Regions from separate parts of the Homo sapiens genome. Here region 1 is linked to region 2. Evidence: chromatin loops called from intact Hi-C (ENCODE). Cell type or tissue: PC-3. All regions are shown on one strand. Each heading gives the region's core, and the rest is flanking DNA. Links, peaks and the distances in the headings are about the cores only. Region 1 has its middle 150 kb from the start of LINC01724. Region 2 has its middle 61 kb from the start of LINC01724.

Evidence for each region. Hi-C counts contacts between places; a loop is a spot of excess contacts. Peaks named below come from ENCODE experiments on the same cell type or tissue, not always from the same donor. Only the 100,000 strongest peaks of a DNase experiment are listed, where the experiment ranks them.
Region 1: a loop joins it to region 2, with 10 times the contacts of the local background. A loop is called at or near these places in 10 of 110 quality-filtered maps.

What each region holds. Positions count from the first base shown.
Region 1 is chr1:195,930,725-195,947,061 of GRCh38, forward strand. No RefSeq gene overlaps it. Among named protein-coding and RNA genes, the nearest start is that of LINC01724, 150 kb to the right of the region's middle. In PC-3, for the core only: CTCF peaks have their summits at 9,325 (motif pointing right) and 9,526; no DNase peak of the experiment used is centred there.
Region 2 is chr1:196,141,614-196,157,950 of GRCh38, forward strand. No RefSeq gene overlaps it. Among named protein-coding and RNA genes, the nearest start is that of LINC01724, 61 kb to the left of the region's middle. In PC-3, for the core only: a CTCF peak has its summit at 6,974 (motif pointing right); no DNase peak of the experiment used is centred there.

The sequences.
Region 1 (16,337 bases), core at 4,570-12,569, 210 kb before region 2:
ACATCCTGTTAACACTATTCCTGCTTTAACCTCCCATGATGCAGACTAAATCTGGCCCAATTTTGTACCGTTAAAGTTCAAATGCTACATTCATGTAACTATCAGATTTAGTTATGTTTCTATTATTTATGAGTTGGAAAATTTTATTTTATCCATCTTCTTGGAAAATAGGGTCTGAAGTTGTTTGAAAAATGAGGTGGATACATAATTAACAGTTAGATTGTCCATCCCCACCTTTATTCCAAACCAACTACTTCCATAAACAAAATGTTTGCAATCATTGATACTACTACTGTCGTTCAGGTTTTCTTTCATAATACACTCTCCTACCATAAAAAGTCAACCATTTATGACTTTGAACCAACATCATACCTTGCTTCCTTGTGTAGAATTAGCTTCAATTTGTCACATCAATTTTTAATATTACATTGCTTTTAGGATAAAAAAAGAACATAAAAAGACTTAATATGGATTTCTTGATGCTGTAATTGTGTTCCAATATTCATTGACATAAATTTGGAATCAATTATATCAATGGAAAAAAGTATTCAGTGCTTTTCTTATATTCTCTGATGAGGCCTTAGTACCAGACAAATAAAACTCTTATGTTCTTCTGCTAGATTCTCTCTCAGCTGGACAGATTATTTCAACCTAAATATAACCTAGCTCAGTTTTTCAGGCACAGTCAACTATAGACCAAGCTCAGTCACACTTTTCTGAACTCAATAAAATTCTGCAGTCTGTCTAAGACCCTATTTTTACAGGTAGATGGGACAAGTAAGAGAATAGACAAGAAAATATAAGCTCCATGGGATTGAAGACATTTTTGTCTGTTTTATTCACTGGAGTGTCCTACATCCCTATAATACTGTAATAAACATTTGTTGAATGAAAATGTTAGCCCCAAACCAGCACTTGTTATTTATATATGGATCCCATGCTGCCCTCTTCAGCATAATTCTGAATGTGCCGTTTCTTTTCATTGTGAGTTTTGTTTAAATGTCTGTTCTTTTTAGGGTCTTTTAAAAAATATAATTTACAACATTACTGGGATTTCTTGTCCTAGAGCTAGTTAGTGGTTTTAGAAGTAGACACAGTCTCAGCTAGGACTCAGTGGCTAGCTAGGAATGATCACTCAAAATAGAAGTAGCAAGAAGATGCATAATATAAACATAAGGCCTCAAGCTGGGACTGTAGACCTTCCTCTGCTGTCTTTAAAAGGTACCAGTCAGTATGAACATTTACAAAATTATGAGAATATTAGACTCTAGGGGGCTATAGAGCCACTTAACCATTAGATTTTTGGATTTCATCAGTGCTTACCATCACTTTTTCCTATTTTTACAAATTTTTAAATGTGATTTGTTATACAGATCCCAAACTACATTCAGTTATGTAATAATATTTGCATTATGAAAATATGATCCAGGTTCTGTGTAGTGAATAGAAGATGGAGGAGGCAGAATGAAAGTATGAGGAATGATTATGGGGATATTGCATCAGTCCAGGTGAGATACGTTAGTGCCTTGGATTGGATACATCCCACTGGAAAGCATGAATCAATTATGTTTAGGTTGCAAAAGTCAAGAATGAAGTGGAGAACAAGAGAAACCAAAGATGTCTCTGAAATTTTCAGTTTGATCAAGTGGGTGAATTAGGGTATAGTTTACAGAAATGGAGAATGCCAGTGTGGCAGAATGCAAAAGTGGCCACAATCCTTTGCAGTTTCTCCCCTCAAGAGGTGGAGTCTATATCCCAATCCTTAAGCCTAGATTGGTCATGGGACTTGTTTTGACCAACAGAACATTAGCAAATGTGACATATTAGATACTTGAAAAGCAGCTGCATATTTGGGCTTACTCTCTCATTGAACTTAAAACTCTTATGCCACCTCGGGAACACATCTGGAATACCCAGCTGGATGATGAGAAATCACATGGAGAGGAGAGACTTCCCAGCCAAAGCCTTTAGAAACCATTCACAGTTGCTTACCTACCAGTTGACCATAGACAAATGAGCCAATAAGTGAAGGTAAGAATGATCCATCTGGGACAAAACCAATTGCCAACTCTTATAATTATGAGCTCAGTGAACAGTTGTTTTAAACTACATGATCTGGGGATTGCATTAGTTACCATATTGTACAACAAAGTATGCAATTTCGTCCAAATTTTTTGTGTAAAAAAATTAAGTCTAAGTTTGTTACCTAGACAAACCATGACTTAAAACAACATGTATTTATTATTTCCCAGACTTCATAAGTCAGGAGCCTGGGTATGGCTTAGATGGGTCGTCTGCTAGGAGTCTGTCAAGGTTGCGATTCAGCATTAGTTTGGCTGTTTTTGTCTGTAGGCTTAACTGGGGAAGGAAGAATCTACTTCTAAGCACACCCACACTGTTGGCAAAATTCATTTCCTTGTAATTGTATGACTGAGGGCTCACCTTCTTGCTGGCTTTTCACTGGTGGTTTCCCTTAGCTCCTAGAGGTTGCCCACATTTCCTTCAGTTCAGCCACTATACCTAGAGGTTACAGTTCCTTGAGTTTACCCACTCTATCTAGAGGTCACCCACATGTTTTAGAGGGTGCCCACAGTTCCTTGCTATGAGAGCTTTCCAAACATAGTTGCTTACTTTACTAAGCCAGTAAGGACAGTTTCTTGAGTGACTATTCCAGGAAGACTGAGCCTCATGTAAAGTAACATAATCAAGGAAGTGACATCCCATCACCTCTGCCATATTCTGTTGGTTAGAAGCAAATCACAGATTCTACTCACACTCACTAGGAAAACAGACAGGAGTATGGACACCCTGGAGTCCATCCCTGTAAGGTCATTTGTTACACAGAAGTTAATAGATAGAACCAGTTAAGAGGCAGTAACTTTTAGAAAGACATGATATTGTAGTTAAAAAGTAGATTCTGAAGGTAGTCTCCTGGGTTTTTATCCGAGGTTTGCCTCTTAGTTGTGGGAAGCTAGACAATTCATCTAACTTCATCATTAACTATATAAATAATTACAATTTTAGGAATGTTTGTAGAATCTTTACCTCTGGGAAACCTTATTAAAACAATAAAAAAAGACTCACTCATACTGATACTTTCTGCCCATATAAAAAGCAAAGGAAAATTAAAATGTGATGTTGTGTAACTTTTACAACTTTTACCAAAACACAACTTACTAGTTGGAAAAAATAAAAAATATCTATCAGCACTCTAGAAAACAACACAGTGCAAAGCGGTGCTACTGCCTCAGGCAGCTTTCAGTGACATAAATATTGAAGCCATTGAAACATTAAGCTATAATTTGGGATTCATGCTGGAAGTGATTATGCTGTATTGCCACAGTCTGCTAGGATTTCCCACCTGTTTTTTTCCATAAAACTGAAAGTAGAAAACTGCTGAAATTTAAGTAGGTTTCTACTTAAACTTTTTTCTTACTTGGAACATCCACAAGGTAAGATGTAATAGGCAAAAGAAAAAAAAATCTGATGTTAAGAAAGTAATTCTTTTAAATATTATTCTTCTACTTAGATTGGCAAGTAATAGCTATAAGTATCCTACACTGCACATATTATTTACCTATATAATTTATAACACACATTACCCACTTGGTTGGTATGCCATTACTATATTAGGTTGACTATAAAAATGAAGCATTATTATTCCTATGTTTTAATCTTAAACATTTCAGTAATTCAAGAGTATGTGTAAAAAGGCTTGAAATTTCATAATTTTAGAGAAATAATTCAATTTTTACATTTGAATAAAAATTGTGGAAACATAAATACATCACTTTAATTTAAATGGCAAGTGTGTGTCATTATGGCCTTAGAAATTCTCTCTACCCTGTTAATGGTAGCACATGGAGTTCTCACATGTTTCTTGATCTTTTCTTAAGCAAAATATATTTTTCTAATATGTAGTTTGCTACTTTCTGATATCCAAAAATCACTTGGTATTCATTGGCCTAGATTCTTTTAATGGTTCATTGTCATTACTTATAAATATGGGTTAGTCAAGAATTGTTCTTTAATGGAGACTGTCTGAAATTTAACTTTTATTTAATGTGACCAAAAAAATCATATTACTAAGCAAATACACCTTCATTTAGGTCACTGCAAACTTATGAGTTGAAAAAAGTAACTTGTAGAATCATTAAGATGCTAAGACGTAAGAAAGAGGGAAAGAAAACACTGATTATTAAGGATAATGATCTGCACCTGGTTTCAATCACGACTTTCTTCCGAAGCATCAACCAACTTGGAATACAAATTTCAGTGCTTGCACAGCTGGAATATAATGCTACTTTCCGGATACTGAAAAGTCATTAAGAGTTCTCAGATAACCACAATATGATTTTGTAAGACTGAACTATGAAATCGACTAAGGGGTAGGATTGTATAGAAATTTTCGGTTTGTTTAGAGCTACTTTTCTTAAATAGCCTAAAAGTAAATATAAAGAAGATCATTTCATTGCCTGTCTGAGATTGATTTACAAGGAGTCTATAAATACAAGAGTGATTACCATCTAATGTGGGAGCTATTGCTGTTGTCCGAAAATAAGCCTCCCTGTATAGCTCCAAATGTTCCCTGCTACTAAGGGAACAGACTTGATTTTCCACTTATCTTTTAATGACTTCCTGCAGGCAAAAACCTGGAGCCAAAATTCTACTGACATCTGTTTGTTGGTATGGGTCTTATTTAGAACCCCAGTACTAGGTAATTATTCATTATTTGTTGGCGCTAGGATCGTGCAGCACATAATGTTTTGCAACAGTTAAGCTATAATAAATAAAGGAATAAACAGAACTCTTCTTCTAAATACTCGTTTATATACAGCATCAACAAAACAAACAGGAGAGCTTCCAACAATTTATTGCTAGATAGTCACTGCTTAAAGTTCACATTTATCATGAACAAATACAAAGAAAGAAAACTGTTAGCTTTTTCATTTTAAATCAAGGCTGAGATTTTAATGATCAAGGGCACTTTATATTGTAATTTATGTTAATATGTAAGTCATCCTGAGGAGTATTTTATTTTATCTTCCTAATATTTATTTTAGAGGCACTATGATTTCACTGAAGAAAAACGGGGTTTTGGAACCTTAGATCTGACACTAGAAATCTTAGGAAAATCAATGTTTCTAAACCTGTTTACTCATGTATTATATGGAAATAATAATATTTATCTCATAAGGTCATGGTGAATAATAAGCTAATAGACAAAGTATATGACATCATGATCTTAATAATTCTTTATTTTCTTCATTAAATTTTCTACTACTTGCTTTGAAGTATTTAGTTTTAAGCATAAATCAGTGCTGACCAAATAACGTGTAGAATTCCAAGACCACCCAATTTCAGTCAATTCAATTTCAAGATAGGTTTGTGGGCCATCTATATGATAGAAATATCAGCTATGCATTCACAATGTGACAGTGATCCAAATACGAATCCTGTTTATGGCAGGCTAAAAAACATCCCCCAAAGATATCAGGACCTAATCCTCAGAGCCTGTGAATATTAGTGTATATGACAAAAATATGTGATTAAGTTAAAGATTCTGAGATGGGTCGGTTATCCTGGACTGTGCAGGTGGGCCCTAATGCAGTCACTTGTGTCTTTATAAGAGACAGTGGGCGAGTTGATAGAAATGGGAACAGATGATAGACATAGACACACAGAGGAGAAGGCTCTGTGTTCACGGAGGCAGAGACTGGCGTAACATGGCTGCATGTCAAGGAGTGCTGGCAGCCACCAGGAACTGGAATAGACAAGAATCACACTCTCTTCTGGGGTCTCCAGAGGGATCAGAGCCCTGCTGACATCTTGATTTCGGTCTGGCAAAAAAGATTTTTGAGCTTCTGATGCCCAGTACTGTAAGAGAGTATATTTCCTTTGTTTTACATCATCAAGTTTGTGGTAATTCTTTGGAGGAAGTCTCCAGAAACTAATGCAGTATTGTTCAGTATTTTATAGATAAATGGGATTGACTAGAAAATGATCCATGATATGGGAGGGGATAAACCCTACATGACCAAAGTGTAAGAGGATCATAAGGGACTAACTGTTGAGTCACAAATGATCATAAACGTGATATCTGCAGGGGCACTGAAGGTTGTATAGAGTTCACAGGAATGGCAAAGAATGGGAAAAAATGTATTACATACATTAAGGAAAAAGATGGCTAAAAAGTAAAATAAGCACTAGTGTTGATTTTTTTCTTTTTTTAATGTGAACTTCTTCCACTAGGATGGAGGAATTGTGTGATGAGAAATTAGACTTTGAAGTCCAATAGTAGAGGACATAAGGTAAATGTTTTCTGGTAATTGGAGTGATGCGACTACATGAACAAGTGTGTGAGCAAATAGAAATACATTAAGCTGAAGAAATCACAACTGATAGACCAATGTTCCTTAACTTTAACATTTAAACCTTGTTCATTACAGAGAGGCCTTAATAATTGTTTTTATGTAATATATCTGCCCTAAAAAAGGAAAGTAACTTGTCAGATCAAGGGTACCCTGTGGGGCTCAAAGTGGAATGGGATGCAGGCTGGTATAGGGTACAGAATCTAAGTATGATGCATAATGGAGGTCCTAAAAGAATGCAAAGCAGAGAAGTTGAAAAGAGAGACATACATCCCTTGGCAAGATCTGGTAAGAGTTCCAAAGACTCCCAAGTATGAAGAAATTGAAGGAGCATCAAAACCACATTGTTTTAGATGTATATATTAACAATAGTTTTGTTGATGGTTTTACTATGTGGTGAATATGAATGGGTGATCATATTCTTAAATTAACTGTTTACTTAATTTATGTTTATTTCATTACTTTGTGTATGGTTTTCTGTATGTGAAGTGAACATTTGTGTTACTTTCCTGGAGTACAAATAAGTAGTCGTTAGATTAAAGAAGAAAAAAAATATATATTTTTTGAGATGGAGTCTCACTCTGTTGCTCAGGCTGGAGTGCAGTGGCATGATCTCAGCTCACTGCAACCTCTGTCTCCCGGGTTCAAGCAATTCCCTGCCTCAGGCTCCCGAGTAGCTGTGATTACAGGCACCCGCCACCACGTCCAGCTAATTTTTGTGTTTTTAGCAGAGACGGGCTTTCTCCATCTTGGCAAGGCTTGTCTTGAATGCCTGACCTCGTGATCCACCTACCTCGGCCTCCCAAAGTGCTGGGATTACAGGCGTGAGCCACCGCGCCCAGCCAGAAAAAAAATGTTTCTAAGAAAATAGTCGAAGAATATGTATATATATACATATATATATGTACGTAGAGAGAACATTTTTTAATTCCGGCATATGTAAATTGGTGGGTATTATCATTTTCATAGTATCTCAACGAACTTTATTTCCTTCTAAATTTGAAGGAGCTTATGCATGCAGAGGATAGAGTGTCTACAAAGACACTGACACATGTATACACATAGCCTTTTGGGAAAAAGTATAGATACTAGTGCCTGAATATTGGGTGAGTGGCCACAGTAAGAACAGAAAAAGACTCAACAGATGATTTGCAGCAATATCAAGATCTTATAAGGTAAGCTAAAGTGTTTAGGAGCAATATAATAGGATTAATTAAGGGAGGAAAAAAAACTGGAGACACAGTAATCATATAAGGCAAAGTAACCTAAAAGTAGGAAATAATTTTAAACAAGAAAAAAATGCAAGCTTAAACTAGAATAATAACAATGCCACACACATACAAAGTCATATTTAGTGTACAGGACTCATTTTGCAGATCCTGTGGAATGACAAAATGGGGCAGTAAATTAATATCTTCCTTTTTTTCTCTCATTATGGTTTATGGTTTAATTATTAAGATAGTACTTAGATCTTCAGATTTGGCTATGTCAAAGATTTGTAATAATATTGGCTTTATATTTAATATTTTAAACTCAGTAATATGCCAATAAACAAATCTGAATGTTACCTTATGCAATGAAAAAATGGAAAGCTTTAAATTTTCTCATCAAGGTATATAGGATTTTCCAAAATAAAAGCAGACATTCTCAAGAAATAGTGTTCCCTGCAATAGTTAGCAGAGACATCAGAAATTGTATTTCATTATAATCCAATCCAAGTTAAAATGAAAAGTCTGTCACTTCAAAAATCAAGAGGACAGTAAAAACATGTAAGTAAAGTTAGTCAAATGTTTGAGACTATTAACATTGATATTGAATAAAACTTTGTATGAAGGAAAATATTTCAAATAAACTTGATTATTGATCTGGAACAATAGTAACAAAGAAACAAAAAAGTGTGTGTTTTCCTCACAACAGCTGGGTTTAAATTAATAAATGTATAACCTAAAATTCATTATTTTCCAATTTTTAAAACATTTTACTGATTTAAATATACGGTATAGGCAATAGCTGTATAAAAATCATTAAAATTAGACAAGACTGTTACCAATTACAGTAACTGGCAGAAAAAACAATTGGCTCTGGAAGTTAAAAATGTTGCCTAAAAGGAGTTATGTGTAGGCCATTTTAAATAACTAGTCAGAGAAAAAAATTATTTTTCATTTTTCACAAAAGTTTGAGGTAGAAAATGCTGTATGTATTGAGTTTGGCTAATAATAATTTGTTTTACCCTTTTGGAAAAGTATTTTAAATGCCTCAGCCAATAAAGTTTGGAGTTAATTTTTTTATTTTAAGATACCATCTGTATAGCTACATTTTTTATACCAGCTTTTAAAATATGTTGAAATTAAAATAGCAGTTTTCATATTGGAGGGTTTTAATACCTTCCTAAACATGATAGTTTTCAACTATTAATCATATTATCATATGATAATATTAAAATGTGAAAGTATCCATGAGGTAGACCAAGGGTAAATCAAAATGTGAAGATATTTTTAGTTTTAACTGTCCAAAGGCAATTATAAACAACTTTCCAGTGAAAGTGAAAATCATGCCAGTTGTTTTAATAGTGTACTTTATGTATAAATAATAGAGGGATATTGCCAAATATTCTCTATTCTTCAGTTTCACAATTGAAATGGCATTTGTGCAAGAGAAATATCAACATCCCTAAGAGTTTTTGTGGCCTTGCTGTGTTTACTTCAAACCAAAAATCTCTGCTGTATACTCCTAAGCTCACAACAGCATCCTCAAATGCTATTTGTTTTACATGCGTTTAACTGGGTAACATAATGTCCAAATAAAGTTGATTAAATCAAAGAAGTTGATACTTTCCTAGGAAAAATAAGTCGAAGGGTAGCTTTTGGTTTGGCCCTTGAATAGCATCAAAGTTGCTAGTTCCTCTCTTCCACTCTGCTATCGCAGGGCATCAGGAAGTTTTCCCTCTTGGTCACAAGGTGGAGGCAAATGCTTAAAGCTTCACAACAATGACCAAAACCAGGAGTCTCTGTAGCAAAGGGGCCCTCTTCATATTTCTTTTTTCAAGAGCCCTTTTTTGTTGTTGTTTGTTAGAACTGGGCCACATGGCTAGCTGAATGCAAGTCTGGGGAAAAGATTGTTTGGGTATTTAGACTCTACTGTGGAAGACAAAGCTCTGCCAATAGAGAAGATTGTTGCAGTGATTAGCCATTGAGGACATAACTAAGCAAAACTACCATCATTACCATAGGCTCACTAAAGTCTTCCATGACCAAATGTATTTGAGAAACACTGGGTTAAACAAATTCAACAGGTTTCTTTACTGTGTGCTCTCAAATCTCACTAAAGACTTTGCGTTATCAGTCTCCAACAACAACAAAAAAATATGTTCCTTTTTCCATGTTAACTTTATTATAGCACCAAAATATTTTTATCTCATCAAATAAGATTAGAGGTCCTCACAAGCAGACTTTCAAAAATGCTGAAATAAGCTCATACTTCACTGGAAAAAAATCATAAAAAATGTAAAATTTCAAAGTAAATTTCATTTGCTTCCAAGGGACAGAGATCCACTCAATGTAAAATGAGAATAGGGAATAATTAAGGGGTATTAAGATATTTGCAAAACACAATTGAAAGATTTGAGGACTAGGAAAAAATGAGAATGAGGCAGCTACTCTTTTCTAATTCTCAAGCTCAGATTCTCCTTCTGGTTCTTTTGAGAGACATAAATTACACATAGATTAATTTATAGGCTGCCAATTAATCATATAGATGAATTATATAGATTATATATAATCTATAGGCTTCTTTTTAGTTATCCAAAATATGGACAGTTATGTTTCTTTCCCCTCTGTGACTTAGAGGGGAAAATATCTTTCCAAAGTCTTCCTAAGATTGGGTTTAACAGATCCATTTCCTATTTTGTAGTGTTAAAGCTGTTCTTATCAGATTCTAGATGACAAGCCTACTTCAATGCCTATCTGTCTGTTTTGTCTTTCTACCATTCTCCCTGTATCTCAGTCTGCCTTTTTGGTGTGTCATGAACAGAGAGCAATCACTCTCCACTTGAGGTCATTGAACATAGTTTTCTTTTTCTACTAAAACTTTGACTTTTATTTTTTTCGGCTGATGATTGTTAAAAAGAGTCAGATTCATCTGAGAAAAGATATATGTCTGGCCAGCAACTTGTGGTGGGATAATTTAGAGTATCAGGACAAGTTTTCTAGAGGCTCCTTTGTAAGGACACATTACCTGTTGACAGTCGAGGTGGATGCAGAGGAGCCTATGCTCTGAAAAAATTAGGAAAAAGTAATAGGAAGATATTTTTCTGGTTGTAAAATAGGATAGGTGCCCATTTGACAGATTTCTAAGGTGCAGTAAAATACAAAATTAGCTATTCCTAGTCAGATGGAGAAAGCACATAGTCATTTTTCTATGTTTCTAACCACTGAGTTTCAAACTCAGAGAGTGTGTAGAAACAAAGAAAATTTCTTGGGGAGTTTCACCATACAAAAAGATCATAGGGTGGGGAAAAAGTCAGTTAACTGAATGTGATTCCTGCAAATAAGATTATTTAAAAGATAAAGAAGAATAGAAAACTTCTAAGAAGAGTATGGAAAACTAACATTGTATAAATTTAGAAAACTGAATGATTAATTTGTTAAAAATGTGAACTAAAGCATAAGAAGAATATAGTGGATATATAACTTTAGTTTCCCCACATTGTACTTTTTTTTTTTTTTCAGTTAGTTCCTTCATTCAACACTATACCCAACTAGATATAGACATGCTCTTCAGAAACTTACAGTCTAGAGAACTGAGAGTCTTAAGGATCTAAAGATATAGGTTAAATGCTGCTTTAAGACCCCATGCTGAGTGCTTCACAAAGACTGCAACAGAAGCTGTCATACTTTACCCCATAAGTGGAATGAAGAGATCAGACATAACATTATCAAAGCTAAATCTTCTGACATTGGAATATGCCTTTAAACATTCACAGCTCAAAGCCACGAAGGCCAACTACTTCAGAAACCTTAGGAAAACCCTAGTATATGAAGTTACATTTTTTTCTCTACCATCATTCTCTGGTTTCTTATTCTGCTTTCAACCTCCTTTCTGTTTCTGAGACATGCCAAGTATATTCTCATCGCTGAATTTTTTTTGTCTTTTTTTTCAATAGGATTTTATTCTTAAACTTAAGCATTGTAATAGTTACTGAAATATGGCTTGAAACCTATTTCTGTGTCCTTCAAGCCCACCCACTCCACACCCCCAAGACACACACAATGGCCCTAATCTCAATCATCATCTTCTTTTTATTCTACTCCTAGCATTTCCCCTTCTTATATACAATATTTTGGAGCTAGACCCTATATCTTTGAATCTCTTGTCATATGTTTCAGCATGGCACTTTCTTCCAAAGGAGAAAACATATTACATTAATCCTAGCATTTTCCCTCCAATATTTTGGAACAAAACCTATATCTTTGAATCACTTGTCATATGTTTCAGCATGGCTCTTTCATCCAAAGAAGAAAACACATTACGTAAGAAAAATGAAATACCATTGAGCATAGTTTTTGGAATGTATTGGCTATGGTCTGAATGAAAGCATTCAGACAATAAATATATTTGCCCTTCACACATAAAGGCTTTGTGCCCCAAAATTTATGTATTGAAACCTAGTAATCAATGTGATAGCACTGGCAGGGTATGGCCTTTGGGTAGTGATTGGTTCATTAGGACAGAGCCCTTATGAACAGAATATACCCTTATAAAGGAAAGGAAATTAGGGTTTTCTGTTGAAGAACTATTAGAGTGACTATAAAGAGTGATTTGTTCTTTTGCTCAAGAGCAGTAAACAAAATTCAATTTTTATATTATTTTTGGTGACTAATGCAAGCAGATAGAATTGGAAAACACACACTGAGATGCTTTCTGTCCACACTGGACTGAAAAGCCTGTATAACCATCAATAATACTCAAGAAGTATTAAACAGGTGTGCAATCATACACCTCATTTTGCATATGCCCTTGAAATCCGGTGGTAAGAACTGGAACGTAATTGTTGTCTAGTTAAGTATACGTACACATCTGCACATGATTACTTCTAACAAAACTAGAGGGAGAAGTGGGAGAGTGAGACTGATGACAATAGAGAAAATGTTATATGAGGACACAATGAGAAAGCAGCTGTCTGCAATCCGAAGAGAAAGGCCTCACAAGAAACCAACCCTGCTGGCACATTAATCTTGGACTTCCAACCTCTAGAATGGTGAAAGCATTAATTTCCGTTGTTTAAGCCACCCAGTCTGAGGTATTGTGTTCTAGCAGTCCAACCGGACTAATATGAGTCCTGAGAGCAAAATGATCCTAATCGGCAGACATTCAGTGTGGAGACAGACTTAGGAATAGGCTCAGAGGATGAGCTAACAGTGGATCAAGCTTCAGTATGAGGCTCTGACTGGGAAGGCTTGCACATTCTTAGTTGTCCAATTACTAGCACTAACAGTCTAAATAAAGTGATTCTGCTGAAAAAAACTATCACTCAGGTCTGGATACTATCGTAAAAATAATCTTATTACTAGTGGCCCAAGCCATTGATATAAAATATCATCTTAAAAAAGATGAATACACGAAGAAGGTAACTTTTCTATATATGTCAGAAAGAATGGTGAGCCTTGGACTTGGGTGATTAATACCTCCAGTCATTATCATCAGTACAGTAACATCTCATTACACAGGAGTTTTGGAGAAAGTACTCTGCAAAGAGCCAGGCATTCATGTTGATGTGACAACACATATGTGCATAGACTGGTGAAGCCTATGATGCAAATTGGAAATATGCAACAAATAATTTTTATTTGGCATAATATTCTGAAGGTAACTAGTAAAATTATATTCTTTACTGATATCATTAATAATTATATTTTAATGGACATATTTTAGTAATTCTTCAAGAAGTATCCAATGAAAGTCAAATTTTTGAAGACAGATGATGTGGGGCTAGAGATGGAGAAACTATTACGTAAATTAGTTAGCTCTTCATTTTAATTCCCAGAGCATTTTACACTTAAAACATGCATAACTAATCAATGTACCCTCAAGGTAACATTTCCAACTTGGTATGAAGAAAAAATACTAGGAAAAGAAAGCCCCATTTTTGTTAACAAAGCTATTTGCTGAATTAAATGAGTAATACTTAGAAAACATATCTATAAATGTCAGAAATTTGATTTTTAAATACTATAAAGCTGCATTTAGCCTAAATTTGCTGTCATAAATCATGTCATATCAAATACATCAGTTTTTTAGATAAAAGAATCTATATACTTCTATATTATTGACTCTATATATGTACTACCTTAATTATTTGGCATTTAAGACTTCAAATAATTTCTTTAATTAAATTATTGACATTAGTTAAGATTCTTAGACATCTTGTAATGAGTTTTTGAAGACAAGTGTAATGAAGACCAAAAGTATTAACTACGTTTTCCAAGACTACAAAGGTATTTGAGCCATAACATACTGATGATCCTGAAAGGCCAGTGAGGCTCTTGAGATTTCTGGAAATGTATCTTTTACTCTATCAAGATCCTAAATCTATATTGAGATTTTGACATTACTATACTTTATGGGAAAAATTGCAAAGCTTTTTATACTTATAGTCACCTTCTCTAGGGTCCATTTTGAGAGGACTTTATATGAATACTGAATCCTTAAAGTCAAGAACTGTCTATTCTACTTCTTCATACTCTCAGAACATAGTATATAGTCTATTATACCAAGTGTGCTCAATAAATATTAGGTTAGTGCAAACTTAGTTGTGATTTTTGCCATGTAATTGCGGCCTTTGCCATTAAAAGTAATGGCAAAAATGACAATTAATTTTGTATCAACCTAATATTAGGAAAAGAATAAATGAGCATCATGAAGTTCCTTGCCAGTCACTTTTTCCCAGAAAAGAAGAACCATCTTCCCATGGAATTCCTCCCCTAGTGAGAATGGAAGCACAGTTAGACTAGGGATTAGTATACACTGCCAAGAAGTACAGCACTTCATAATTACAGATAAGCCAAATGATAATAATATGTAAAATGGTAAAATTCAAATCATTAATATCTTCTATGCACTTTCTTCTTATAAACATTGTTGGAAAATTAGGGAGGAATGCATGGGTGTTCAGAGGATTTAAAAAGTTTCACCTTGCTATGAGAATTAATTATAATTTATATATCAATCTGAATTGATAATATATAAGGTACAGCTGACCTTTCCCTTTCTCTAAATGCTTGTGTTTTCTTTCAAATGCAGATTTTTGCAAATACAATTAAAGAGATTGCTTAAATCTTCAACTTCATATTAATCAAAATAAGAAATTATGTACCTAAGATGGTTAGAAAGAGAAGACAAACTTCCAGTTAGTTTATTATTACATTTTGCCCTTTGAAATATTAACAGCCAATTGCTTAGCTTATTTAGAGGAATGATCACATTTCAAATAGATTATATTGAATATGAATATTTACATTATATTATCTGAAACATCTAATTTTTAACAAATGTACAGATTCTCAGATTCTGAGTCCTTGAAAGTGAGATTTAAAAGTCTGTAATTTAATTAACTACCCAGGATTCAGACCTGCTGCTGCTGGGGCAGCTCAGGCACCCTTTATTCCTGTTCCCCTCCTTCAACACCTTTTAGTACCACTATTTTGAAGCAGAAAACATAAACCTTGAAAATGAGCCAAGGAAACAGTTAGTATACTGTGCTGGAAATGCTAATGGGATAAGGAAAGGGATTATAAATACATTTAAACTGAGACAAGCAGTATCTTGGCCTCTCCTCTGAGGATATTGTCTTCTTTCGAATTTATTCCTCTCCTCTTTGTATTGATTCTTTTTAATTTTGTCCATCATGCAACTGGTACAAGAATACAAGTCTCAGGCTAGCTACCATTTTGAAAAAATGATCTTTGAATTTTGTAGGACAAAGTGGGGCCTCTAAGAAAGGACGTCTCAGACTGCAAAATATTTTCTTTTCTAGAAATTATGGAGAAATATTTTCTTTTCTGTCTGGGTTCATCTGAATGTAATTCTTCCCCACTCATTTATTCACTTACTCAGTTAGCAAGTATTTATCCAGTTGCAACCACATGCCAGGCAGTGTAATAAACACTATTGAACAGGCTCTAACAGTGTTCACAGAACCTACGCTCATAGAGCTTATGTCCCATGGCAAGAGTAGACAATAAACAAATAAGTAGACCTACCATAATTGAAGATTCCTGTGAGGAAAGAATATCATCAGGTAAATTGGGATTTAGGGCTTCTGCTGGAGTAAGGGATCAGGGGTAATGTTTTGGGCAGGTGGTCAGAGAAGATCTCTGATAGAAGATTTAAAAAAGAAAAAGAACAAGTCACAATGCTATCTGGGGAAACAGCAGTCCAGGTAGAAGCCACAGTATTTAAAATCTGAATTTGGAGAGTGTTTGCTCAGCTAAGCATGAGCTAGGCCAGTGCAGCTATGCTGGAGAGAAAAAGGGACATATGACAGGAAAACATGTCAAAGTTAAAATAAGGAACATTCCGTATACAGCTTTGTAAGCACGGAATTTCACTTTTGTTCTTAGTGACTTGAGAAGCCTCTAGAGTGACTGTCGGAACAGAGACCTCACTTGCTAAAACTAAGTTAAAAACCCTTGGTTAGCCTTTAGCATATGTAGTAAGAATCACTGATGTCTCCAGCCTGGCTTACGTTTAATGTGCTCCCTCAAATGGTTTAATCTGTTAGCTGAATATTAGTTACAGCTGGTAATTAATTAATATCATTTCCTGGTCTAAGATGTCTTCTTTGATAAGGAAATGCAAGTTATCTTACACTCAATAAAAACAAAGCAATGTGAGTCTCATAGCTCAGCCATCATATCAATTAGTGTTTCATCAGGAATAATCAAATTCAGATGTTTGAAGAGGCTAATT
Region 2 (16,337 bases), core at 3,403-11,402:
TAAAAAATGAAAACAGAAACTAATGTCATGTATTCAAGATATGCAATAAATACTATGTTGAATAAGAATAAAATAATCTGTTCATAATATATATAATATACTTTAAAGGTTTTTAAAGTTATTTTATGAGGAAACCTCAAGGAAAAAAATCTCTAAATAATCTTCATTTCTTTATAAAACAATGACTTTTGGCATTAGTGAAACAGACTTTAAATTCTGAGCAAAAATGTTACAAAGAAAGGGAAGAAAAATGAGCATGAATTTTAAGAGATGGTGAAGAATGATGCACAATTAACATTGAATTATGATACTATTTGGCTGGGGAACAAATAACAATGTCCTGTCCTGCAAGTTCCTTCAGAGTTCCCTAAGGGAAATTTTTGCACAGAGAATGAAGCAACGAAAATAACACTTTGTCATTAAGTGGGACTTTAGTATCACATCACCAAAGTAGAATTCTAACGAGTTAATCAATCCCAAAATATTTTGTAACCTCTATTTTCTGGGCATTGTAGTTAATGCTAGGAATAATGAAATTAGAAATCAGCATGACACCTGCCTTCTTGGCCTATAATCTAACGGGAAACATACAGATAAAAAAAAATCACTTCAAACCATTAATTAAATAATTCAAGGTATGCCAAGTGATGTGGACAGAGTGCATGAGAGTATCTAATAATGGACCTCATTCACTGTGGAGAGCTGAGGGGTATTCCCCTGAGGAGTTGCAATTAAGCTAAGAATTGAAGGGTGAATAGAAATTAACCCTAGGGTTAGAAAGGAATGAAAAGGCACTGCCTCTTCAAAGGTCTCGGGTGAGAAAAAAGCATGAGACACTAGGTCTTTCATGTCTAGTATAAAGACTGAGAGAGTGACATAAGAAGTTTTCAGAGGAAGGCTAGGGCAAACTCATTCTGACCTGGCAAAGCACTTTATGGTTTTAGCTATTGTCTAAAGGTGTTTGAGATCTATTACTCAAGGGAATGATATGATGTAACTTGGATTTTACAAATATCTCCCTGGATGTAATGAGGAGGATACATTGTTTGAAAAAAATCCATAGAAGAAGGAAGAGTTGGGGGACTATAGCTGTAGTCTAATTAGATTTAGCTGAATCCTGCAAAACTCCTTGCCTAAATTAAATTACCTAAATTAAATTATCTAAGAAGCAAAGAAGCCCAAATTGTCAGCCCTCCCTATGATCCTTTGAAGCCCAAACACAAAACAAGTTCACATGGAGGTACTCAGCAGCAGGTTTTGAGAGTGTTTGCTTGTATTATTTAAATTGCCTGCTGTTTTTTGTTCTATAAAATGTGTTTTTGCGAGATTCAAGGATGAATTTGAGTTGGCATGACCTGAAATGCAAGCAGCCTGTCACTCCCTGAAAATCAGAAGTCTACCATCAGGCTATATCAGGATATTTTGGCATAAAATTTACTCCCTAAAATTACACTAGTTTGGGGTTTTTCACAAAAAATATTTAATATATTTTGTAAAGTTTTTACATATTCAACAACTATTTTGAATCTTTTCAGCAAAGAAGGATGTTGCCCAGCCATATTCGATATATCCCAAACTCCATTTATTTGAATAAAAGTGGTGGGTGGGAGTGTGTGTGTTTGTGTTTTGTGTGTGTGTGTGTGTGTGTGTGTGTGTGTGTGTGTGTGTTGGGAGTAAGAGGTGGACTTGGCCCTAGGAAGAAAATATAAATAAAGAAGTTTTTGACCTTGGAGTCTATTAGCCAACTTTAAAAAAAATAACCCATGGATTATGAATGCATTGACTGAAAGGATGCTCTTCTTAATATAAATGGGTCCGAGAATGCTATGTCCTGTACCCTAGTAGTCACAATGAATACTAATTAACTCCAAGATCACTGAGATTCATCTGGCTCAGATCAATCTATGTGTGAAACTATTCAAGCTACTCGATAAAATACCAGGACTGAAGGAGTTCTGAAATGGCCCTCCATTCAGATGGTGTCCTCTGAAATCTTAAAATCTCTGGTAAGAACTTTGAGATCAAAAGCCTGAAATGTTGAGTGACCTGAACTGTCTTTCTAATTGTTGTGCCACGATTGGAATGGCACTGACATCCCTGTGTATTCTTTAAATAAATATTCCTTGTTTGGTTTGCTGAAGTCGTTTCTGAGACTACTCTTACCATCATTCCAAACAAACTATTGACATGATAGTTGTACGGTCTTTTGGCAGAGGTCTGATTATCTGGATTTCGAAAGAATGATACTGTACTTGTAGATGCACATTTGGGAGTCTATATACCAGCAGACACATAAAAAGTGTTTTTGAAAAAGAGTAGCAGCAGGTATTGACAGAGATTTAAAAAAACTAAAGGATAGACAGCTCCTCTGGGGCCATGTGAGAAACGTGCCTCTCTGTTGCTGCAATTGTGGCTACAGAGACCCATGGTGAGTGCAGCCTCGGGCAGACATCAGGAGTTACATAGCATCGATCATTGGCCTTTTGGAAGAGATGACTATCTGATGCAATTGCTCACTACTCACACTTTCACAGACATTTGGAAGCCACCTAGGGGGCACTGTTTTTTGCTAGACGTGCTACTGAAGACAACAAAAAATTCTGAGCCCAGAGATTTTGCTGACTATGTATTTTGTTAGAAAATGATGTAAATATAGAAGGAACAGATTTTTTTAAAATTCATTAATTTCATACTAATAGCATGTTTAGGAATATGGAAAAGAAGTTGCCGTGGGAGGTGTACTCAGATTCTGTGAACAGTCACAGCCCTGGGAGATACATCTCTAGCAATAGAAATTGGGAATCCCCTGTCTGAGTCTTTGATTTTATAAGAATATGAATGAGATTTTATCACTGTCATTATTATCGATGGCAGTAAGCAAATAACTAATAAGGGTAGCTGACAGACTACAAATTTCAAACTAGCCAACAGAAAGGCTCTGGTAAATCTGCATGATGGGCCGAAGAAAATATAAGGCAGACAATAATTAATTCCATTGACTCTGCAGCTACAGCCAATTATTTAGATATTCAGCCACCAGTGATCAGAGTATTCATCTCCCAGTTTAGTGACGTAACTTATGGAAATCCCATATGCTTTTAAACTTCAACTCAAGTTGTCATATTCATACCATAAGATGTCCTGATGATGGAAATCCTTCTGACCAGAAAACCATTGTGCTCCCTCTAGAGTTTAGATGAATAGACACACAGTGACTCAAGAAAAGCAGGAGTGGGTTCAAAACTACACTTTTACTCTTTTTGTAAAAGAGTAAACAATTTTAAAACAATTTTAGATTTACAGACCAGTTGCAAAGATACATAGTACAGTGTATTCCCATACACCTTTCACCTAACTTCCCCTAAATGTTAACATCTAACTTTACTATATATGGTATGTTTATAAATATTAAGAAATTAATGTTGGTAAATACTAATAACTATATTACATATTTTACTCAGATTTCACTAGTTTTTCCATTAATGCCTGAAATCAAACCAGGACACCACATTGCATTTCGTCAGTATGTCTCCTTAGTCTCCTTGAATTCGTGACTGTACTCACGCTTATTTTGTTTCCTTTTTATGACTGTATTTCCATGACTTTGTCACCTTAGAAGAAATATTGTTTTCAATTTGAGTTTGTCTAATGTTTATCATAATTTGATTGGAGTTTTGGATTTGAGAGAAGAAAATCACAGTAATGTCCTTATTTTATTTTATTTATTTATTTATTTATTTTATTTATTTATTTATTTTTTTGAGACGGAGTCTTGCTCTGTCACCCAGGCGGGAGTGCAATGGTGCCATCTCAGCTCACTACAACTTGTGCCTCTCGGGTTCAAGTGATTCTCTTGCTTCAGCCTCCTGAGTAGCTGGGATTACAGGTATGAGCCACCACACTCAGCTAATATTGTCTTTTCAGTAGAGATGGGGTTTCTCCATGTGGGTCAGGCTGGTCTCAAACTCGCTACCTCAGGTGATCTGCTAGCCTCAGCCTCCCAAAGTGCTGGGATTACAGGTATGAGCCACCACGCCTGGCCAGCAGTGTCCTTCTTACTACATCATGTCAGTGTGACATGCTATCAACCTGACTTATTACTCATGATGTTAATGTTGATCACTTAGAGGAGGCGGTGTCTGTCTTCTGGGTTTCTCCCCTCTAAAGTTGTTATTGTTCCCTTCCATATTCTATTTGTTAGGAGCATGTCACTAAGTCCATGCCACACTCAATGGGAGGCAAATTAAGTTCCACTTCCTAGATGGAATAATATCAAATAATTTTGGATATAAGTTAAAATGAATACAGGAATTATTAAAGATTTGAGGGAAATATGTTGAAATTATACAAATATCTTGTTTCTCCTTAAAATTTTGCTGACTGTTTTTAGCATGCCTTAGTGGATCTTGCCTGCAGCATCAGTTACTACGGGGTTCTAACGGTGATTTTTGATGCCTCATCCTTCCTACATTTATTATTTGACCCCTTCTATTTAAAAGATATGCCCCTTCTCCCCTACTTATATATTCAGAAAATATATTTATTCATTTATAAATGATAGCTCTTTATTTACAAATATTCCATTCCTTGAGTTACAATCTATTGCTGTTATTATTTAGTATGTTGTTGGAATAGATCCAGCTTTGCATAGTGGGAGCTCATTCAACTTGTCTTCTGTGTCCTTTTGACATCACTCCTTTCTTCCCCTCCCCTTATTTCCTGGCTGTACAAGATGTTAAACGCTCATCTCATATTTTTCATTGTGCCAGCCCTAAAATAAGCCATCTCATCTCATTGTTTTTATTAGAGAACAATATTTATTTATTTATTTATTTTTGAGACAGGATCTTGCTCTGTCTCCCAGGCTGGAGTGCAGTGGCACCATCACAGCTCACTGCAACCTCCGCCTCCAAGGTTCAAGCAATTCTACTGCCTCAGGCTCCCGAGTACCTGGGACTACAGGCGCCGGCCACCATGCACGGCTAATTTTTTGTATTTTTAGTAGGGGCAGGATTTCACCATGTTGCCCAGGCTTGTCTCAAACTCCTGACCTCAAGTGATCTGCCTGCCTCGGCCTCCCAAAGTGTTGAGATTACAGGCGTGAGCCACTGCGCCCGGCCAGATAATGCTATTTAGAAATGAAAGTAAAATGACATTGCTCCCACTCTTACAGCTAAAAAATAATTATGCAAATAGCAATGTTTCTGGAACCTATTAGGTAAGTTAGGTCACAGGGCAAACAACTAACACCAACTATCTAGAGAGAGACAGGGTCTGCAGGCAAAAACAGGACCCACGTGTTTGCTTACCTAGGATAGATGCCACTGAAGAAACTAGAAGTTATTTTTAACTAAATCATATTTGTATTATTATTGTCATTAGAAACATGTTATTCTATAAAGAACTAAATGTTAAACATATAATCACAAGATTGGCCTTGTGTATATGTTTTGAAAACCTTCACAAATCATAATTTGAGCTAAAAAAAAACTTGTACCTCAAAGCCTAAAGTATTTTATTTTCCCCTTGGTTAATCAGCCTACACTAGTTTGGTTTTAGAAAACGTGCTTCACTTTTGGGGTCTAAATTTCCTTCTTGGCAAACTGAACTTGAGTTACCAAAATTGCCTTCCAGATTGAAGAATATAGGTTCTATTCATTCTCAGCATACTTTGCACCTACAGTCAGAGAGGCTGGATGTGATCCTCAAGGTGATAAACACACAATCTAAATTAAACAGCCACAGGAAATACATTCTGAAGAAGACTGAAATAAAGCCATATTCTTTGCAAACAAAGCCCATAATCAGTAATCAGGAATTTTGCATTATGGAGGAGATTTAACATGGGATTTATAAGGTTGGGAAGAGGTGGGAATTAGCTACTACGAGAGGTTTCTGAAAAAACAACAACAACAACAAAAAAAACAGAAATTGATTGAGAATAGTTCCTATCACGGCGTAAGGAGTAGACCACAGCAGTATAAATTCTTAAACATTTGGTTCATGCTCTCTATTAACACAATGTAAATAACACAAATTTTGATCATATTTTTATTATTACAGTGTTCATATTTATCATGCTTGTATTGATTATTGCCTATTGATTATTGTCTTGTACTGATTATTGCCTTTATTGCCTTGTATTGATTATTGTCTTATACTGATTATTGCCTTTATCTTATCTAGCCCTTAGAGTCTAACATTTGTTAAAAGTTTAATGATATAATTTCCTTAACTTTTTAAGAATGTTTAAAAAGTAAGTTCAAAGATAAAAATATTTCATATATATATATATATATATATATATATATATATTTTTTTTTTTTTTTTTTTTTTTTTGAGACGAGTCTCGCTCTGTCGCCCAGGCTGGAGTGCAGTGGCGGGATCTCTGCTCACTGCAAGCTCTGCCTCCTGGGTTAACGCCATTCTCCTGCCTCAGCCTCCCCAGCAGCTGAGACTACAGGCGACCGCCACTAAGCCCGGCTATTTTTTTTGTATTTTTAGTAGGGACGGGTTTTCACCGTGTTAGCCAGGATGGTCTCGATTTCCTGACCTCGTGATCCGTCGGTCTCGGTCTCCCAAAGTGCTGGGAGTACAGGCGTGAGCCACCGCGCCCGGCCGGCAATATTTCTGATTTTTAAAAAGTTCTTATGTATAACTCATGATATATTTACCTTTCTCTTTGCTCAAATATAACTTTTGGTATTAAAAAGTATTATGTACTTTTTAAACTATTAAATTAGCCCCAAGGAGTACAATAAGATCTTTCAAAATAATTTATAAAATGAAAACATTTCTGAATTTTAAATAATAAAAAGCGTATTCTTAAAATTACAGTAAAATTAAATAGAAAAAGACCATGGTTTATAAGTATAACATATGTTAGACTAATCATAAGAAACTATGTATTTAGCTTAAGCCTACCTTTGATTAGAGTGGAAAACTATTTTAAATTTAACCACAAGATGGTGCTGTCACAAAGCAATTTCAAAGATAAACCAATAATATAGTCTGCATTATTTGTACTTGGATTTCTTTCTAAGTCAAGCCTTTAAATTTTAAAATTCTCATTAGTAAGTGTCTTCTTCCAATTGTTCTTGTATTTCGAGATGTGTTTCAGGTCTGAGTTTTGGAATTTTTTCCCTCCCACCTGTTGTTGATTGACTACCCCTCAAAGGAGATCAATTAAATCTATTTTGTTGAAAACTGTATGAGATGTTGGCACAATTATCTTTCAAAAATAAGAAATAATATAATTCTATTTGTATTTTTGATTGTCATTTATTATTATTTTTTAATTTAACAGAAGAGATATTTCCTTCTCCTCTACCCACAGGGTCAGTTAGCATAACAGTCGCAGAGCAAGCATTCAGGAGAATAACAAGCTCAATAACAAGCTGAAAGAACATTTTCATTAATTTGGTCATTCCTTCTCTTGCCTCACCATCTGGGTCTCCATTTGCTGAAAGAGATGTCTAGCTTGCAGAGGCAGCAAACAATTAAGGACCTTTCCAAAAAACGCAGAAATTGAGATGAATTCTTAAGAAAGTGTTGTTCCCAGATGACTTGACATCCCTCACACTGCATTCTGTTGTCTGTGTCAAAAGAGCAAGAATATTTATTTAGTATTACTATATTATGAAGCTCAAACAATCCAGATTGTAATGCTGCAGCTTATCTGGAATCTAAGGATAATATTTGAAGGTCCTAGAGACCCTCAATGTGTCATTTAGAGGACAGCAATTTGAGGATTTGTTGAAGCAGATAATAAATTGTACTAGAAATTGCAGAGGATAATGGCCCAAAGATAAGAGATGAGACATTTCTATGCACTGTAAAGATTACTTTATTGCAACTTTAGAGAGAATACTGAAATTTCTCAGAGTGTTTATGAAAAATGATTCCTGCTGTATTTGTTAGCAGAGAGTATTATCAGGAGACTTCTAGACAAGGGGTGGGCAAACTTTTTATTGCACCTACTCTCCTATTGTAGGGAAAGCAGACATAGACAGTAGGTAAGTAAATGAGCATGACTGTTTTCACTAAAGTGTAGTTACAAAACTAGGCAGAATTAAATACCTGGGAATAAATTAAACAAAAGAAGTGCAAGGCTTGTACACTGAAAACTACAAAACATTGTTGAAAGAAATTAAAGAAGACCTAAATAAAAATGGAAAGCTATCCCTGGTCCATGGATTAGAAAACTTAATATTGTTAAGATGGCAGTACTCCCCAAAATAATCTATAGATTCAGTGCAATCCCTATCAATAGCCCAGCTGCTTTATTTTCAATAATAGACAAGCTAATTCTAAAATGTATGTGGAAATGTGAAGGACCAGAACAGCCAAAACATTTTTGAAAAGGAAGTTGGAGCACTCACAGTTCCCAATTTAAAACTTAATACAAAGCTACAGAATCAAGAGAGTGTGCTATTGATGTAAATACAGACATATCCAGTCCCTGGGAAGATAAAACTGAGCAAAACGGTCACTATTTCTAGAATTTAGAGAATATTTACATCTTTAATTCCAGATTAACATGAGAAAAATTCATTCCTTTACATAGATGATGATCACCAATGATGTACCAAGCACTTTGTGAAGCAGAGAGCTTAAAAAGGCAAAGTTTCTACTCTTAAAGAGTTCACAGTCTCTTGGGAAAAAGAGACGAAATTCAAGCTAACAAATTCATGATTTCAATGTATGAATTCTCTTTTAAAAGTATTATAGTTCAATAACCCTGACAATCTCCCAGGACAAACTACCTAGAAATGTTAGCTCAAGTATCACACACACACATGCATACATACACACACACACATACACACACACAAGACACACAACACAAATTATATTATTGTATTTCAGAAGAGAGTAGAATGGAAAACATTTTCCCGTATTTGGATTCAAATATTCCTGACATTTAAAGTTCAGTGAAACTTTGTATTTCAATGAAAAAGTAGTTTTAAAAATTAAGTTCATTTAATTTACATAATCTTGATTGAAACACTTATTCTTACACTTTGTTCAATTATAAAATTAGATTTTGATTAAATAATATTTAATCTAAAAAATGTTGCATTTATCTTCATTGTCTCATTGTATCATTTTCTCATTTATCATTTATCTCTTTACTGATTTAACAGATACCAAGCAACAACTGTGGGCCAATCACTGCTGCAGGTTCTGAGGACAAAATGTTAAATAAACATAACAAACATACAAACATAATATCTGCTATCGGGAAGTTTTAAAGTAACAGCATAAACAGATATTAACCAAATTCAATTAATACACAATTACACCTGAGACACAGGCTCTAACTGAAAGATACGTGTTGCTATGGAAAGTTACCCTTGACGATAAATAATGTCTTTGGGAAATGCCTTACGTATTTTTACACCTCATGCTTTGTATTTCCAACCTTTACTCAAACTGATACATCTTATACATTGCAACTAGATGAATTTTCTCATCAAACAGAAGTTTGGTAAGGTCAATCTTCTGTTCATTTTTAACTTCCTCCTAACCCCAAAAGAGAAGGAGTTCCCGTTAATATATTATAAATCTCCGTCAGTTGGACCCCAACCCATCTCTACTCCCATGTCTCTTATTATCTCTCATTCATGTTTATTTTTTCTTCAACAAGTGAGGATGTTTCATTTGCCATATAGGCTGTGGAGTTTAGTAGCCAATATATGACTTTGTTCATAATATTTTACTGACTTGAACATTCTTACAATTCATAGGTACAGATTTTAGTAAGTTTCTCAGACCATCTCAGGGTTAAAAAATGTTTGCACATCAGGCATATTTGGTGACTGCTGTTAATTAATGGATTGATTTTCTCTCACTCCTCTTGCATAGTAGATGTTGAAACTGATCTCCTGCATACAAAATCTAACAAACAACACTTTACTCAGCACATATATAAATTTAGAATATAAAAATTGACCGTTTTTCCAAAATAATAATATTTATTGAGTGCCTATTAAATGTACTAACATATATAAATCTCACAACGACCATATGAACTATAAGGCTTTAGGCCCATATCATGATGAAGAAACAGAAAAATCAAGTTAAATAACTTGCACATAAATAGCAACTTGGGGGCCAAAATATAAACCCAGGCAGCCTGATTTCAGAGCCCACACTCTTAATCACTTTACCATAATGCCAACTCAGTCCCATAAGTCAAAATCAAAATAAAATATAACTGTGGCACCTGCAAAGAAATGCAGTTAATTCTTACTCAGAAAAATCCTGTTAGAAAATACTTTTACTAATGGGAGAATTCAACTTTCTACACTGGAAATAGGTTTCTCCTTTTTTGCTTCCTAGCTGTTTCTTTGGACACATTTCTTAATTTATGTAGGGCTCAGTTTCTGTGTGTGAAAGATAGATAACAAAACCTACCTCATATGAGCATTCAGAGCCTTAACTAATAGAATAGATGTGAAAGTGTCAATTTAAAATGTCAATACTTTTGTGTAACAAAATGCCTCAGAATAGAATGGCTTGAAACAAAATGCATGTATTTTTGCTCCTTGCTGTTGGCCATCTGGGGGTCAGCTGATCTAGGTTGAGCATAGCTGGGCTTGACTCCAAGCTGCAGGTTAGAGCCCAGGATTGGCCTTGTTACTCTCATCCTTGTTGACACAGTGGCCTAGTTCGGGCATATTCTCCTTATCACAATAATATAAGAGCAAAAGAGAAAGTCCAACCGGTAAGCACGTCTCATGCTTTCACTTGCATTTTGTCTGCTTGCTTACATGCCATTGGCCAAAGTAAGTCATATAATTAAACATAAAGTCAAAGGTCAGGAAAATACACACTTCCTCTAGTGTGTGTATTTTGGAAGGAACTGCAAATGCACAAGATAAAGGGTATGGATAAAGGAAGGATAAAAATGGGGCCAAAATTCAATATCTGAAAGTAATTATTAATAATTTTAGGGAAATCTTTATCAAAAAAGGTATCCTGACCTTATTTACATACCTCATTCCATCCAAAGATTGAAATTCAGGAATGAGAAAACTGTCTTTGTATTTGAAGAAGTCCATCGCAAAAGCAAAAAGTAATATAACATTGTTATTTTTATAATTACTATGACATTATTACACATTATAAAGCAAAGTTTTATGAAAAAAATTCCTATAACCTGTATTCTCCTTTCATAGAGAATATTTCCTCAAAATCTAACTCGTGGAGTCTTTGCACCTTCAAGTCAAGCAAACTGTCATCAATAGAAACCAAAACAATAGCGATGTTATTACTTTTTTCCAGCTTTATTGAGGTAAAATTGACAAATAAAAATTAAATATAGTTAAGATATACAACATGATGTCTCAACTTATGTATACTTTGTGAAATAATTGCCACAATCAAGCTAATTAACATATCCATCACCTCACATAGTTATCTTTGTATGTCTGTGTGTGTGTGTGTATGTGGTCAGAAAATGTAAAATCTCCTCTCAGCATATTTCAAGTATACAATACATTATTACGAAATATAGTTGTCATCCATTGCGTTAGTTCCCTAGAACCTATTCATCTTGTAACTGAAAGTTTGTACCATCTGACCAACATCTTCCCGCTTCCCCCTCCCCTTGACGCCTGCTAACCACCCTTCTGGTCTTTGTTTCTATGAGTGGGACTATTTTAGATTTCTCATGTAAGCGAGAAAGAGATCATACTGCATTTGTCTTTCTGTGTCTGGCTTATTTCATTGAGTATAATGTTCTCTAGTTTCATCCATGTTTTTACAAATGGTAGTATTTACATATTTTTTAAGGCTGAATGATATTTTATTGTACATATACCACATAAGTCCACATATTGGCTAATGTGAATAATGCTGCAATAAGCATGGGAGTACAAATATCTCATTGTGATAAGGATTTTATTTCCCTCGGATATTTCCAGAAATGGGATTGTTAATAGTTCATACGATAATTCTACTTTTAATTTTTTGAGTAACTTCTATATGACTTTCCATGATGGCTGTACCAATTTACATTCCCACCAACAGTGTACAAGGGCTCCGATTTCTTCATATCCTCACCAATATTTGTTATTTTTGCATTTTTGAAAATTGTCATACTAACAAGCATAGTTGATATCTCATTTTTGTTTTGATTTGCATTTCCCTGATGATATGTGATATTGAGCGTCTTTTAAAATATCCATTTGCCATGGTATGTCTTTGGAAAAATATTCACTCAGGTTATTCAAGTCCTTTGCCTACTTTTAATTAGGTTTTGTTTTGTTTTGCTTTGCTTTGCTATTGAATTGTATAAATTCCTTATTTTTTTATAATAACCCCTTGTCAGATATATGCTTGCAAATATTTTCTTCCATTCCCTGATTTGCCTTCTCATTTGTTGTTTTCTCTACTGTGCAGAACATTTTTAATTTAATGCAGTTCCACTTGTTTATTTTTACTTTTATTCCCTGTAGTTTTGGTGTCATATCCAAAAAATTGTTGCCTAGAACAATGTTGCAGAGCTTTTATCAATGTTTTTCTCTGAGAGTTTTATGGTTTCAAGTATTATGTGTAAGTCTTCAATATATTTTGAGTTGATTTTTATGTATAGTGTAAGATAATGATCCAATTTAATATTTTGCATATGAATATCCAGTTTTCCCAACCCTATCAAAGAGACTATCGTTTACCTTTATTTCTGAGCCCTCTATGCCCTTCCATTGGTCTATGTGCTTGTTTTTACACCAGTATCGCACTATTTTGATTCTACTGGAAATATAAGGATTAAGTTATTAATAACTAAATTAAATTTCTGCTTTGCAATATAATTTGAAATCAGAAAATGTGATCCCCCAAGGTTTCTTCCTCTCACTTAAGATTGCTTCAGCTGTTCTGGAGCTTTTGTAGCTTCATATAAATTGTAGAATTGATTTTTCTATTCCTGTGAAAAACGCAATTTAAATTTTGATAGAGATTGTATTAAATACGTAGATCGCTTTGGGTAATATGGATATTTTGACAATATTTTTTCTATCTATGAATACAGTATATCTTTTCATTTATTTGTGTTTTTCTTAGTTTCTTTCATCTGTGCTTTATAGTTTTCAGTGTGTAGATCTTTCAACATTTTGGTAAAATTTATTTCTATATATTTTTGATATATTGTGACTGAGATTATTTTCTTAATTTCCTTTTCAGATAGTTATTTGTTATTATACAGAAACATAACTGAATTATGTATGTTGATTTTGTATCATATAGCTTTACTGAATGTATTAGTTCTAACAATTTTTTTATGAAGTCTTGGGAGTTTTCTATATAAGATCAAATTGTCAGCAAACAGAGATCATTTGACATCCTTTTCTAATTTGGGTGGCTTTTTTTTCCTGCCTAATTGCTCTGGTTAGGATTTCTAGTACTATGTTGAATATAAATGAGGAGACTGGGCATCCTGTCTTCTTCCTGATCATATGGAAGCTTTTCACAGTTAAATATATAATGGTAGGTGGGAGCCTGTGATATATGGTCTTCACTGTGTTGAGGTATATTCCTTCTGTACCTAAGTTGTTGAGAGTCTCTGACAGTTATTTTACTGGTCTTTGTATAATTAATGCTATGATAGATTTAGACAAGTTATTCTCTATTCAATAAATAGTGCTTGAAGTTCACATCTCCATTTCTTCTTTTTTCTTTGCTTTTAAATTTGATGAGAAAAATGGGTATAAAAGTTCAAATCAATACAGAGGTCTCAGTTATGTTTAAAATGTGTTACCAATGGTGACTATCATTTAGGCATTACTCTTTTGTCAGTATCCATATTAATAAGCTATAGCATTCTAAGTGATTATTTAAAAATACTAAACAATTTATATAGAATTTTACCCATCAAAACATTTTTATCAAAATAATAATAATATTTAGCTCTGGTCAGGGTGCTGTTATTGAGAGTGTAAGTTAGCATTACCTTGTTTGACGATTTATTTTAAAACTATTACAATGTTCAGAAACTTTGACACAGAATTCCTATAGACAACAACCTTTTTCTCTGCCTGAAAACAGAGCCACAGATAGAGCTTTAAGAGAACATGTCTTAGTTATGTGACAACCTATTGTTTCTAATACTAAAGCCCAGAAACGAAGACTTGCCCATCTGATCACAGACCGCCCTGAAGAACTGCAGGCCTTCCTACTAAGACAGAGCTTTCATTGATAAACTTAAGGCACAAAAGTACACTGGGGCACATGTTCTCTACAGGATTACAGGTCTCAAATGAAGAGGAGAAGGGCAGGGCTGAGATTTAAACATCTTCTTAGTTCCTGCTCCTAAATGTTTCATTCTGAGAGGCCAAGAATATTGCTCTAATAACTGTCTACCAGTTGGGAAGAATCAGGAGTAAGGAGTAGGTGTTCTAACATGTAACTACAATAAATCTTTAACTATAATCATAGATACAAACATGTAGATCCTAAAAGTACAAATCAAAATTTTAATTATAGTGTCATATAAAACAGAGGATCTAAATATTCCTCCTATATTCCACTTCATGGTACATTATATAGTATCTTAGAAATCATGAGGAATATAGGAAGGTGGGTTTAGAGTTCAGAGGCAATAACTTAAAAACTGATCATATGAAAATAGTTACATTTTGATGTATATAAATAATGAGATATTATGCAGCTCTGGAAATTATGTTTTGAAAAATTCTTAACAGCTTTGGTAGCTATCGCAGTATAATACTAAGTTTAAAAACTAAGACACAAAAGTGCTTATGCAGTGTAGTGTAATATTTAAAATACATACTACATTGAGATAGCCCTAAAAAGAAAAACACAAATGTATTAATAACAAATGTTTGGGTACTGGTATTGTGAATTATAATGCTCTCCTATAGTTTTATTTATATTCTAAAATTTCTAGAAGCATGTGTATGATTAATTGATAACAGCACAGCTTATTTAGATATGTTGTGTGCATTTACCTTATTCAAATGAAAACACTGTTGAAAATAAGCCTTACTGATGAAACATGCTCAGTTTCTTTTTTTTTAACATTTCCTCTTTGTGATTGTTAAAAGGAAAACTTCAGCTGAATTAAATTTAAAGGAGTTTAACTGAGCAATGAACAATTCATGAATCCAGCAGCCCCATAATCACAGCAGATTCAGAGAGACTCCAGGGGTGCCTCGTGGTCAGAACAAATTTATAGACTGAAAAAGTAAAGTGACATACAGAAACTGGAAGTGAGGTACAGAAACAGTTGGATTGATAACAGCTCGGAGTTTGCCTTATTTGAACATAGTTTGAACACTCAGCAGTGTATGACTGGTTGAAGTATGGTTGCTGAGATTGGCCAAGACTCAGCAATTGTTGCAGGCACATACTTCTAAGTTAGGTTTTCAATCTTGTCTACCTATTAAGTTAGGTTTCAGTTCATCCACAAGAACTCAAATATAGAAGTACGGCCATATTTAGTTTTTGTTAACATTTCCCCACTTTTGGTCATTTTCTTAATTTTGAGAGATTGACCAAAACTTTGGACATTGATGTCACTATCACCTTTGTAAATGTACATATTTGGTCTTGAAACCCACTGAAAAACAAAACAGTGGGTACTGCAAAGGTAGAAACAAGGAATAAGTAGAGGGTACCTCCTTGTGCTGGAATGTTCTGTTTACAGGAGAAAACAAAACCAAGTCTGTTCTAATCTAAAATCTACGTGTTTCTTTAAAGTCTTAGTTTGATTGTGAAAATTTCAAACTAAGACTTTAAAGAAACACCTACTCATCTGACAAAGGGCCAATATCCAGAATCTACAATGAACTCAAACAAATTTACAAGAAAAAAACAAACAACCCCATCAAAAAGTGGGCAAAGGATATGAACAGACACTTCTCAAAAGAAGACATTTATGCAGCCAAAAGACACATAAAAATGCTCATCATCACTGGCCATCAGAGAAATGCAAATCAAAACCACAATGAGATACCATCTCACACCAATTAGAATGGCAATCATTAAAAAGTCAGGAAACAACAGGTGCTAGAGAGGATGTGGAGAAATAGGAACACTTTTACACTGTTGGTGGGACTGTAAACTAGTTCAACCATTGTGGAAGTCAGTGCGGCGATTCCTCAGGGATCTAGAACTAGAAATACCATTTGACCCAGTCATCCCATTACTGGGTATATACCCAAAGGACTATAAATCATGCTGCTATAAAGACACATGCACACGTATGTTTATTGTGGCATTATCCACAATAGCAAAGACTTGGAACCAACCCAAATGTCCAACAATGATAGACTGGATTAAGAAAATGTGGAACATATACACCATGGAATACT